Regions from separate parts of the Homo sapiens genome. Here region 1 is linked to region 2. A link is a loop called in an ENCODE intact Hi-C map of the cell type or tissue named here. Cell type or tissue: breast epithelium. All regions are shown on one strand. Links, peaks and the distances in the headings refer to the core of each region. The heading gives the core; the rest is flanking DNA. Region 1 overlaps KIF13A (kinesin family member 13A). Region 2 has its middle 79 kb from the start of RBM24.

Evidence for each region. Hi-C counts contacts between places; a loop is a spot of excess contacts. Peaks named below come from ENCODE experiments on the same cell type or tissue, not always from the same donor. Only the 100,000 strongest peaks of a DNase experiment are listed, where the experiment ranks them.
Region 1: a loop joins it to region 2, with 21 times the contacts of the local background. A loop is called at or near these places in 1 of 110 quality-filtered maps.

The regions. Positions count from the first base shown.
Region 1 is chr6:17,919,324-17,924,706 of GRCh38, forward strand. The region is part of intron 2 of KIF13A (kinesin family member 13A); the gene reads right to left. Among named protein-coding and RNA genes, the nearest start is that of KIF13A, 66 kb to the right of the region's middle. In breast epithelium, for the core only: no CTCF peak of the experiment used is centred there; no DNase peak of the experiment used is centred there; H3K27ac peaks cover 1,478 bases.
Region 2 is chr6:17,199,880-17,205,262 of GRCh38, forward strand. No RefSeq gene overlaps it. Among named protein-coding and RNA genes, the nearest start is that of RBM24, 79 kb to the right of the region's middle. In breast epithelium, for the core only: no CTCF peak of the experiment used is centred there; no DNase peak of the experiment used is centred there; H3K27me3 peaks cover 548 bases.

The sequences.
Region 1 (5,383 bases), core at 157-5,156, 720 kb after region 2:
AAGTACTATGTACTTAATGCTGCTAAAATAAGACCATTGAGAGAATTTCAAAAGTTATATTAATGTCTGATCCAACATGGATTCATATTCAACTTAGGGAAACAAACTAGCAGATTATAAATTTCCAAAGGGCTCATCTAAGTTTCACATGGTGCTGAGAATAGTAATCACTCCTTTTCTCAGAGACTTCAACCCTCCTATATATCCAGAGTAAGAAAGCTGTGAGTATCAAAAATAGATGTTCTACAGCCCCAAGGGGTCAGCCATGTCTCCACTCCTAATGCACTCAGTGGCTGCTTTACCTACCCTGATTTGACCTGTTCTATTATCTAGTTTTCCAGCACACACAGCAGATACGACAGCTAACAAGCAGGGCTGTGAGACAGGGTGGCAGCCGAACGGTGTCTCCTGGCAGCCCAATACTGTGACAAGAGGTGAAAGCTGAGGGCAACCCAAGCCCCTTTCACCATGTGGAAAATAATGGATGCTCATGATGACATCCAGCAGCCTCTGGCTCTGCTACGACAGTGAAGAAATACAGCAAAACAGTGCAGGACCAGTGTTTGAAGGAATAAGCTCCAGTGATCTGAAAAATTAACTTCTATTAAAATACTCATGGAAGGGAAGACATAAGCAGCAGGTTGAGTTAGAAGAAAATTTTTTGTTGGATTAGGATTTATTTTAGATAAAGATTCTAGACAATTTCAATGATTTAGGATTAAGCTTGCTTGGTTTCTGTTTTAGTGTTTTGACCAAAAGGGTGTAATTACATGTAGTTTTCGTCCCAGTCTCTATTACATGGTCCAGGTCAAGAAAACAGGAGTGACCAACAGAAGAAAACATACTCCAATGAGGCACGAAATGAAAAGGTGCAACTGGGTATGCCCAAATCAGCAGGCCTCAAACCTGTCATGAAACATGTCTAAAAAAAAAATACAAGGTAAATTAGCATTCCTAGCATCTTCACCTTCACTTCTCCCCCACTTACCAAAAATGAAAGGTGGGAAGGAGAGAGGATAGGAAGAACACTTTTTTCTTTTACAATCATCAAGGAGAACAATCATTTTCATTAGTGTTTCTATACACAAAATCTTTCTCTGCTTGAGACATTAAAAAGAAAATTTTGGTCTGGGCCTTTTGGTTAGCTTCCTACTTTTCTGGAATACCATTCCAAGGACAATGAATATCCTTTCAAAGCTGAGACCTTATTCTTTTCATCAATTTACAAAACTACCTATTCACTCTACTTTCATGTAAAAGTAATATGCGGCTGGGTGCGGTGGCTCACGCCTGTAATCCCAGCACTTTGGGAGGCCGAGGTGGGTGGATTACCTGAGGTCCGGAGTTCGAGACCAGCCTGGCCATCATGGTGAAACCCTGTCTCTACTAAAAATACAAAAATTAGCTGGGCCTGGGGGCGTGCACCTGTAATCCCAGCTACCCAGGAGGCTGAGGCAGGAGAATCTCTGGAACCAGGGAGGAAGAGGCTTCAGTGAGCCGAGATTGCACCACTGCACTCCAGCCTGGGTGATAGGGCAGGACTATGTCTCAAAAAAAAAAAAAAAAAAGTAATATGCATTGCTTAGAATAAACATTGTAAATTGAAAGTGAACTGCAAATAAGTTTGCCCTTAAAGGGTCATATCCTCCAAGATAAATGCTATCTTAAGGTACTGGAAAAATTCCACTGCAATCCTGAGGCCTACTAGGCAAATGGAACCAATGGAAACAATGAAAAATACATAAATGACACCTTTCCCAAAGATATTCAGAGAAGGATTACTGCAGCAAGACACACTAATGTTAGTGTAGTTCAGAGTAGGGGGTCCCATAATCAAACATGTTTTTTAATGCCTGCCTCTATAAGCCCCCAACTTAAAAATTCCCAAAGCATGGTAGCATATCAAGTGCACTGAGAAGTTGTGCAGTAAATAAACTGATTTAACTTTATTTTACTGCAGAGACATTCTTCCCTGCATGGCAAACATTAGCATCCAGTTCAAGGGAACACACTTCAAGGAAAGCTGACAAATCTCAAGTAACAATAACCAGCTAATACAGAAAAATAGACTCACAGTCTTCACTTTATGAAGGAGGAAAAACATACTCAGAGACCTACTTTTAAAAATGTCAGAGGACCATAACAATGATGCCAGTAACCCCTTAGTACAATCTTTCCAGAAAGTTTTTCTACATTTGAAAATAAATGCAAACAGCTGAGCTTTTTATTCGCACTTTGATCATTTCCATTGGGGTATTTTAAAATGAGACAATGGGTGTGCCCCTTCACTGACTCCCTCAGTGAGGACACAATAGAACAGAACATCTGCCAATAACTGATGAGAATCAAGGTGGGGAGAGAGGAAGGGAGGAGAATGCCCTTGGAAAGCCAAGAGTGGGAAGAACAAAAACTCTTGGTGTCGTCCTGTGCTCTGAAGACTAGCCTGCTTCTGGTTAAACCACTTGGGCTCTTGGCTGGCCCCAATCTACCTAAAGCTCCAAAGCTTCCCCCAGTAGAAGTTTTGTTTTTTGCTTATAGACATTTCACTTTTCCTGCAAGTCCTATTAGTTGAGTGACTAAAAAATCTGCAGAGTTTACTTATAGAAGTACTTTTATTGATTAATCCAAAGAGAAACTTAAGCTTTTAAATCAGGTAAAAAGGGGCATCAAACACAATACATTGAACTTTTAATTAACAACACTGGAAGCATTTTTGGGCCCACAACAATTTAACTCACTTCAAGTCCAATTTAACTTATTTCAAGTCACTAGAAGGAGTGACCCCAGGGGAGGGCTCATCGACAAGATCCTGCAGACACAGGGCTTTAACTCCAGACCCAGGAGACTCAGGTCAACAGCTAACAGCCCCTGCAAAAGTCCATCACAGTCCATTCTCTAGAAGGTCTCCAGAAATGAGAACATCTAGTATTTCCACTAAGGAAAGCCAACAATTTGGAAATTCCCAACCCCCAACTCAAGGGATCTGTGGCAAGGTGACTTGAGGAGTTTGGAGTCCATGTTGTTTTCCAAACACCAGTGAAGAAACAAACCTGGAGGATGGAAAAATAAACCATGGTACTCCATACAATGCAACAGTTTACAGCAGTGGAAGGACATTAACCACAGTTTCACACATCAATGTGGATGAATCTGAAAAAAATAATGTTGAAAGAAGAAAGCAAGCCCGTGAATAATATATTCAACATGATTCTATTACATTAATTCACCAAAAAGGGCAAAACTAAAAATATATTGCTTGGGGATAAATAGTTAAATGAAAAACTTAAAAAAAAAAAAAAAAGAAAGAAATGATAACCATAAAAATCAGGAAAGTGAGGTTATTTAGAAGGACACTCCTTTGGGTCCACTCTTCTAAAACATGGGTTATCTGTGTTTTCAGCTAGATAGAGGGTATGTGGATATTCATTTCTATTATTATTCTTTAATTGTACATATTTCTTCTTTTTTTAATTAAAAAAAAATAGAGATGGGGTCTCACTACATTGCCTAGGCTGGTCTCAAACTCCTGGGCTCAAGCGATCCTCTTGCCTCAGCCTCCCAAAGTGCTGGGATTACAGGTGTGAGCCACCACACCCAGCCTGCACATATGTTTTACGTATGTTTTATCACCTTCATATATATTCCACAATTTTAAGAAGTAAGCAAGGCCAGGCATGGTGGTTCACGCCTCTAATCACAGCACTTTGGGAGGCTGAGGCAGGTGGATCACTTGAGCTCAGAAGTTCAAGACCAGCCTGGGCAACATGGCGAAACCCTGTCTCTACAAAAAAATTACAAAAATTAGCCAGGCATGGTCGCAGGTGCCTGTATTCCCAGTTACTCAGGAGGCTGAGGCAGGAGAATCGCTTGAGCCACAGAAGTGGAGACTGCAGTGAGCCAAGATTGTGCCACTGTACCCCAGCCTAGGCGATGGGATTGAAACACTGTCCCTAAATAAATAAATAAATAAATAAATAAATAAATAACAATAAAATAAAAATAAAAAGTAAGCAGTGATTCTCTCCAAATATAAAAATTTAAAAATAAAGTAGATGAGTCAGGAGACTTCAATTAGGAGAGATTAATCAACTACGGGAAGGTCAAGAATGCCCCCGGAATTCAGTAAGTCTTCACAATTAAAACAGGAAATTCCATTACATCTTCCCTGTTCCAAAGACCTGGAGGCTGCCAGGCATGAATCCCTGGGTTTGGTTTTTTTTTTTTGGTGGTTGGTAGCTTAGTTTTCTTCATGTTTGCGGAAAGATAATATATGGTTATTGGGGTGACCCTCTTCACAATTACTGCATTAAGAAACATACATTTTCAAATGACACTTAAGATAAATGAGAAGGGCCAGTAAAAAGGGAGCAGACCAAAATCTTTCACGAGCTGCATGCCAAGAATCACATAAAAGCTTTTTAGCCCTTTCTCAATTTCCTCTAAGTCTTCAATCACCTTTTCACCAGTGTCTGAGCTAAGAATATACTAGACATCTTCATTTCTTATCTCAGATGTCAGTGAGGGCACAACTCTTAAAAACCTTTCCCTAAGATTCAACTAGCTTAGCAGCCCAGGAGAATAATAACCAGTATTTACATGATCAGCCCTCTCAGGTCAGGCCCAGTCCTCAATCCTGTTGTATCTTCAGCACCCACTTCAATATCCGACACATGGAAGAGCTAAAAAATCTTTTACTTTAAGATATGACTCTCATATAACATGTTCACAGGTTAAAAATACATATGTACAAGACTCTAGAATTTTAAAATTATTTTTAAAACTTTAAAAAAATTATCAGGATCACTGAATAAATATATGTTAAAACTGTGAGATATCTGAGCAGAGATGATATTTCTAAGCATGTATTTCAGAAACCATTTGTTCACGTGCTCAAAAAAGCCACTTACACAGATTCCAGCAGGACCCATACTTGATCTGCAATATTTTCCTGACACTAATTACAATACTAGTTAGAGCTGGTGACAATAGACATTTTAGGGATTTTTCTGAACAATCTCTAGTCGTGGACTTGAAATAAGTTAAATTGCTATGGGCCCAATGATACTCTCAATGTTGTTACTTAAAAGTTCAATGTATTAGTGTGTTTGATGTCCCTTTTTTTCTGATGTAAAAGCTTCTCTTTGAATTAATCAATAAAAGTGCTTCTATAAGTAAACTGCAGATTTTTTAGTCACTCAACTAATAGGACTCGCAGGAAAAATGAAATGTCTATAAGCAAAAAACAAAACTTCTACTGGGGGAAGCACCTCTTAAAGCTTACATTTATATTGCACTAAATATTCTTTTTTTGCCCAATTCTTCCTTACAAATGCAACAGAACAAGGACAAAGAGTTATAGGAAGGACGGCATGATAAGCCGAGA
Region 2 (5,383 bases), core at 80-5,079:
TTGGATTAGAACACACCCTAACAGCCTCATTTTAACTTAATTACCTCTTTAAAGAGACTATTTTCAAATAGGACCTCCGGGTATCAGAGATTTTGGCACCTAGCTTTCCATTTAGTCTTCTTGGTTCCCATATCCATTTATATTTTAATCTATTAATTTCTTATTATCTTGTCAGCTTTTCTATGTTTGAGTAATGTATCCTTGCATAGTATCAGTATCATAAACAACATTCTACTGAATTTTATATAGTAAGCAACATGTGAACATTTTGTTACTTTTGTAAAAGTGTTTTCCCACTATACTTATGTTTTTCTTTCTTTTTTTTTTTTTTTTTTTTTTTTTTAGAGACGGAGTCTCGCTCTGTCGCCCAGGCTGGGGTGCGATGGCGCGATCTCGGCTCACTGCAACCTCCGCCTCCCGGGTTCAGGTGATGCGCCTGCCTCAGCCTCCCAAGTAGCTGGAATCACAGGCGTCCACCACCAGCTAAATTTTTTTGTATTTTTAGTAGAGACGAGGTTTCAGCAGGTTGGCCAGGCTGGTCTCAAACTCCTGACCTCGGGTGATCCTGAGAGGTGACAACATGCTAGCAGCCCTCGGGCGCCTCCTCGGCCTCGGTGTCTGCTCTGGCCACGCTCAAGGAGCCCTTCAGCCCGCAGCTGCACTGTGAGGGCCCCTCTCTGGGGCTGGCCGAGGCCAAAGCCGGCTCCCTCTACTGGCGGGAAAGTGTGAAGAGAGAGACGCGGGCTGGAGCTGGGGCTGCGCACACCGCTCGCGGGCCGGCACGGGTTCTGGGTGGGCGCAGGCTCGGCGGGCTTCGCGAGCCCTGCACTCGGCGCCGCCGGCTGGCGCCTGCTGGGCTTGATTGGAGGCTGGGTCCCGTGCATGAATCGCCCTTCCTTCTTCGCGCGGTCGTTGGCCACGATGGCGGCTCTCCGTCTTTCTCGCTTTCCCTCTTTTCCTCTTGGTTGTCCGGGAGGAGCTTCCTCTGGGCTGCCGGACTGCCCAGGCTGGGTGCCCCAAACTCCCTGCAGCGAGCTCCAGTCAGAGGTGAAGCTCGCTGGGCTTCTGAGACGGGTTCGCAGTTGGAGAACTTTTCTGTCTCGCTAAAAAATTGTAAATGCACCCATCAGCACTCTGTGTCTAGCTAATGGGGCGGGGACTTGGAGAACTTTTGTGTCTAGCTAAAGGATTGTAAATGCACCAATCAGCACTCTGTGTCTAGCTAAAGGTTTGTAAACTCACCAATCAGCACTCTGTCAAAATGGACCAATCAGCTCTCTGTCAAATGGACCAATCAGCAGGATGTGGGTGGGGCCAGATAAGGGAATAAAAGCAAGCCACCAGCCCCAACAGTAACAACGTACTGTAGTTCCCTTCCGTGCCGTGGTAGGTTTGTTGTTTTGCTTTTTACAATGAATCTTGTTGTTGCTCAGTTTCCATTCGTATTTCCTTCATGAACTGTAACACTCACAGGGAAAGTCAGCAGCTTCACTTCTAGAGCCAGCAAGACTGTGAACCCACTGGGAGGGATGAACAATTCTGCCACCTTTATGAACTGTAACACTCATTGCAAAGGTTTGCAGCCTCACTTCTGAGGCCTGCAAGACCACAAACCCAGTAGAAGGTAGGAACAACTCCAGACATGCTGCATTTGAGAGCTGTAACACTCAATGCTGAAGGTCTGCAGTTTCATTCCTGAAGTCAGTGAGACCACGAACCCACCAGAAGGAAGAAACTCTGGACACATCTGAACAGCCGAAGGAACAAACTCTAGGCACACCATGTTTAAGAACTGTGACACCACCAGGGTGTGCAGCTTCATTCTTGAGGTCAACATAAACCAAGAATCCACCAATTCCAGATACAGTTCACCCATCTTGGCCTCCGAAAGTAATGGGATTACAGGCGTGAGTCACCACACCTGGCCTACTTCTGTTTTTCTTTAGTTTTTCAACACAGATGGAATGATGAAGACTAGCAAGGCTTTGAGCACTGAGTGCAGAGATGGTCACAAAGTGGAAGTTCATTCAAATTTGTTGAATAAATATAAGTTCTTTGTTGTTATATGGTCAGATATGCTGTTGCTTTCCCTTGTGAATCGTCCTGTTTCTGGCATCCAAAAATTGAGGGTTATTCCTGTCATTTATACATTAAATGGAAGATATGCTGGAGTAAACAAATCAGTCAATATTTCTAAAATGTATGGTATTACAAATGTAGGTAAAGTTAATACCAACCTTAATTTTACTTATTTTTTGTGGAGATGGAGTCCAGCTATGTTGCCCAGGCTAGTCTCGAACTCCTGGCCTCCCACCTCCTCCCAAAGTGCTGGGATTACAGGCATGAGCCACTGCACCTGGTAAAACCTTAACTTTATTCAGTCAACCTGATTAAATTATGCTCCAGACCTCTGATGATATTCTGACCTCATGAAATGTGATTAACACCTTGGATTATGTTTTTCTGTGTTTCTAAAGTAAGTTAATCATGTTGAGAGACATGCCTGTATTCTCCCCCAAGGCAATTTGCTTATTAAAAACATTTTTCTGAGCCATTTCCAAGAACTTGAACCTTGGAGACATCAAACCAGTCTCAGGACATAACTTGACAAAGGAATTCGCTTCTCAGGGTCCTCTGCCTCCCCTCAATTTCTGTAATTCTTTTCACGCTTTCCATTTGTAATGCCTAGGGATCGAGGGGGAACAGGAAATCTCCGTCTTCCTAACAATGGCAGCACTCACAGGATGAGGTCCTTCTCTTCCAAAGGTCCCGGGAGCACACTCCTCATTTGGTGAGGTGCCTATTTATATCAATGACCTTCCCCACTTGCAGAACTTGAACAGCTGCACAATATATATAACGAAATGGAAAGTAACATGACACGTGTTTCAAAGAGAACACAGGGAAAGGGATATGTATCCAACGTTCCTTCCAGCTCTCAAAGCCTGTGCTTCCTTGAGTCAATATCATAAAAATAACAAGGGAGCCACCCTGGAGCATGACTGAGAAGGCTGTTTTAGAGAACATAATTTTGACTCTCTAAAGGCCAAGCCTGAAAGAAAGAAGAAAATGTTTAAGAAAGGAGAGGGGGGCTGCTAATAGCTCTTAATGAGTGATAGAGTTACGCTCTTTTAAAATCTGAAACAGGCCATCTTCAAAGGCACCAATCATTTCACTCAATGTATTTGAAAATAATTATAGATTTATTTCTTGGTACCCTTGAGATACAGAATCATGTTTGTATGACTTTGTATCTGCAGGGCCTATCTAAGGCAGGGCCTTATACACAATAGTCACTCAATTCATGTGTCTTAATGAATTAGGACAATCTCAAGAGTGACAGAGGCTCTGTGTGTGTGTGTGTGTATGTGCACGCACATGCATATACCACTAATTCTAAGGAATCAACATCTATGGTACCTGCTGTATACCATATAATCCACATTTATGGTATACCACATTGCTCAAGGAATTGAGGCTTTTGAGGAGATGCCACAGGTGGAGTATAAAACTATTCTAAACTGTAATTTTTTTTTTTGAGACGGAGTCTCGCTTTTGTTGCCCAGGCTGGAGTGCAATAGCGCGATCTCGGCTCACTGCAGCCTCCGCCTCCTGGGTTCAAGAGATTCTCCTTCCTCAGCCTCCCAAGTAGCTGGGATTACAGGCATACGCCACCACACCTAATTTTTCTATTTTTAGTAGAGACAGGGTTTCTCCAGGTTGGCCAGTCTGGTCTCAAACTCCCAACCTCAGGTGATCCACCTTCCTCAGCATCCCAAAGTGCTGGGATTACAGGCATGAGCCACTGCGCCCAGCCTAAAGTTTAATTTTTTTTTATTTTTTTTTTTTGAGACAGAGTCTTGCTCTGTCGCCCGGGCTGGAGTGCAGTGGCGCGATCTCGGCTCACTGTGAGCTTCGCCTCCTGGGTTCATGCCATTTTCCTGCCTCAGCCTCCTGAGTAGCTGGGACTACAGGCGCCCACCACCACGCCCGGCTAATTTTTTGTATTTTTTTAGTAGAGACAGGGTTTCACCATGTTAGCCAGGATGGTCTCGATCTCCCGACCTCGTGATCCACCTGCCTGGGCCTCCCAGAGTGCTGGGATTACGGGCGTGAGCCACCGCGCCCAGCCTTAAGTACTATTTTAAAATATTTTTGTGATGACTAACAACTACATTTATGACTTCTTGTAGAACAATGGATTCGGCAGCTTATCTCAGAGGTAATTATGCCCTCTTTTGCAATATTCACCATAGCTGAGCAATGGAGATTATTCCTAGCTAAATGATGGAATGGTTGTTGACACTGCTTCCATTTGATGTTTTGTTTTGTTTTTCTTGTAACTGAGTCTCGCTCTGTAGTCCAGGCTGGAGTACAGTGGTGCGATCTCCACTCACTGCAAGCTCTGCCTCCTAGGTTCACGCCATTCTCCTGCCTCAGCCTCCTTAGTAGCTGGGACTACAGGCTCCTGCCACCACGCCTGGCTAATTTTTTGTATTTTTTAGTAGAGATGGGGTTTCACCGTGTTAGCCAGGATGGTCTTGATCTCCTGACCTCGTGATGCGCCCGCCTCGGCCTCCCAAAGTGCTGGGATTACAGGCGTGAGCCACCGCGCCCGGCCTAAAGTATAATTTTTTTGAAAGTCAAATTAACTCTCCTTCCACATCCACAAAAGACCAAAAAGCAGAGGCCCTGTCAGCCTAAGGAGTCTTCATCTTCTTACTCACCCTCATCTTCCCCATTGTGCATCTCCATTAATTTGGAAGCAAGTATTGTGCTGCTTACTCAGATTGCTACAGTTGCTAGCTGCAGCCCTGGAAGCCACAGTCCTACGCTTTCATTATCCTTGTCTCAGAAGCACACTTCCTCTTTCTAACAGCATAGTGGGAAAACAGCAATGTTGTTTTCCAGTTACTCACTTGTCAAGGCTGCTCAATAGAAAGCACAAGGAGCATACAAACACATGAATGTGTTCAAATAATTTGGAAACAGGTTTTTCTTTTACTATAGGGAGAACATGGAGACTTCTTTCTGTCACACCCCACCCAATTTTACCCACTAGCTATTTTCAGGGATATAAAGTTAGCTTTACTACTTCTTTTTTCCCTGAAAAAAAGAGGTTTTGAATGGGAGAATAGGAAAGTCGTTTTACTAAGATTAAGTGAAATCCTGGTCCCAAATCAAAGGGCATCAAGGTGGCAATATGAGGGAAGGAACACAGATGTGCTTATCCGTAAAACTCGAGGTTGCGTTCTAGATAGTCTGAGACCCCTTCCTGCTCTGGAATTCTAAGATTCTGTGATTTAAATTTAGAAAAGTGATAAGGAGGAAAGACAGGTATGTGAAAAGATTGGAGCTACCGCAGAGATAACCCGTATGTTCT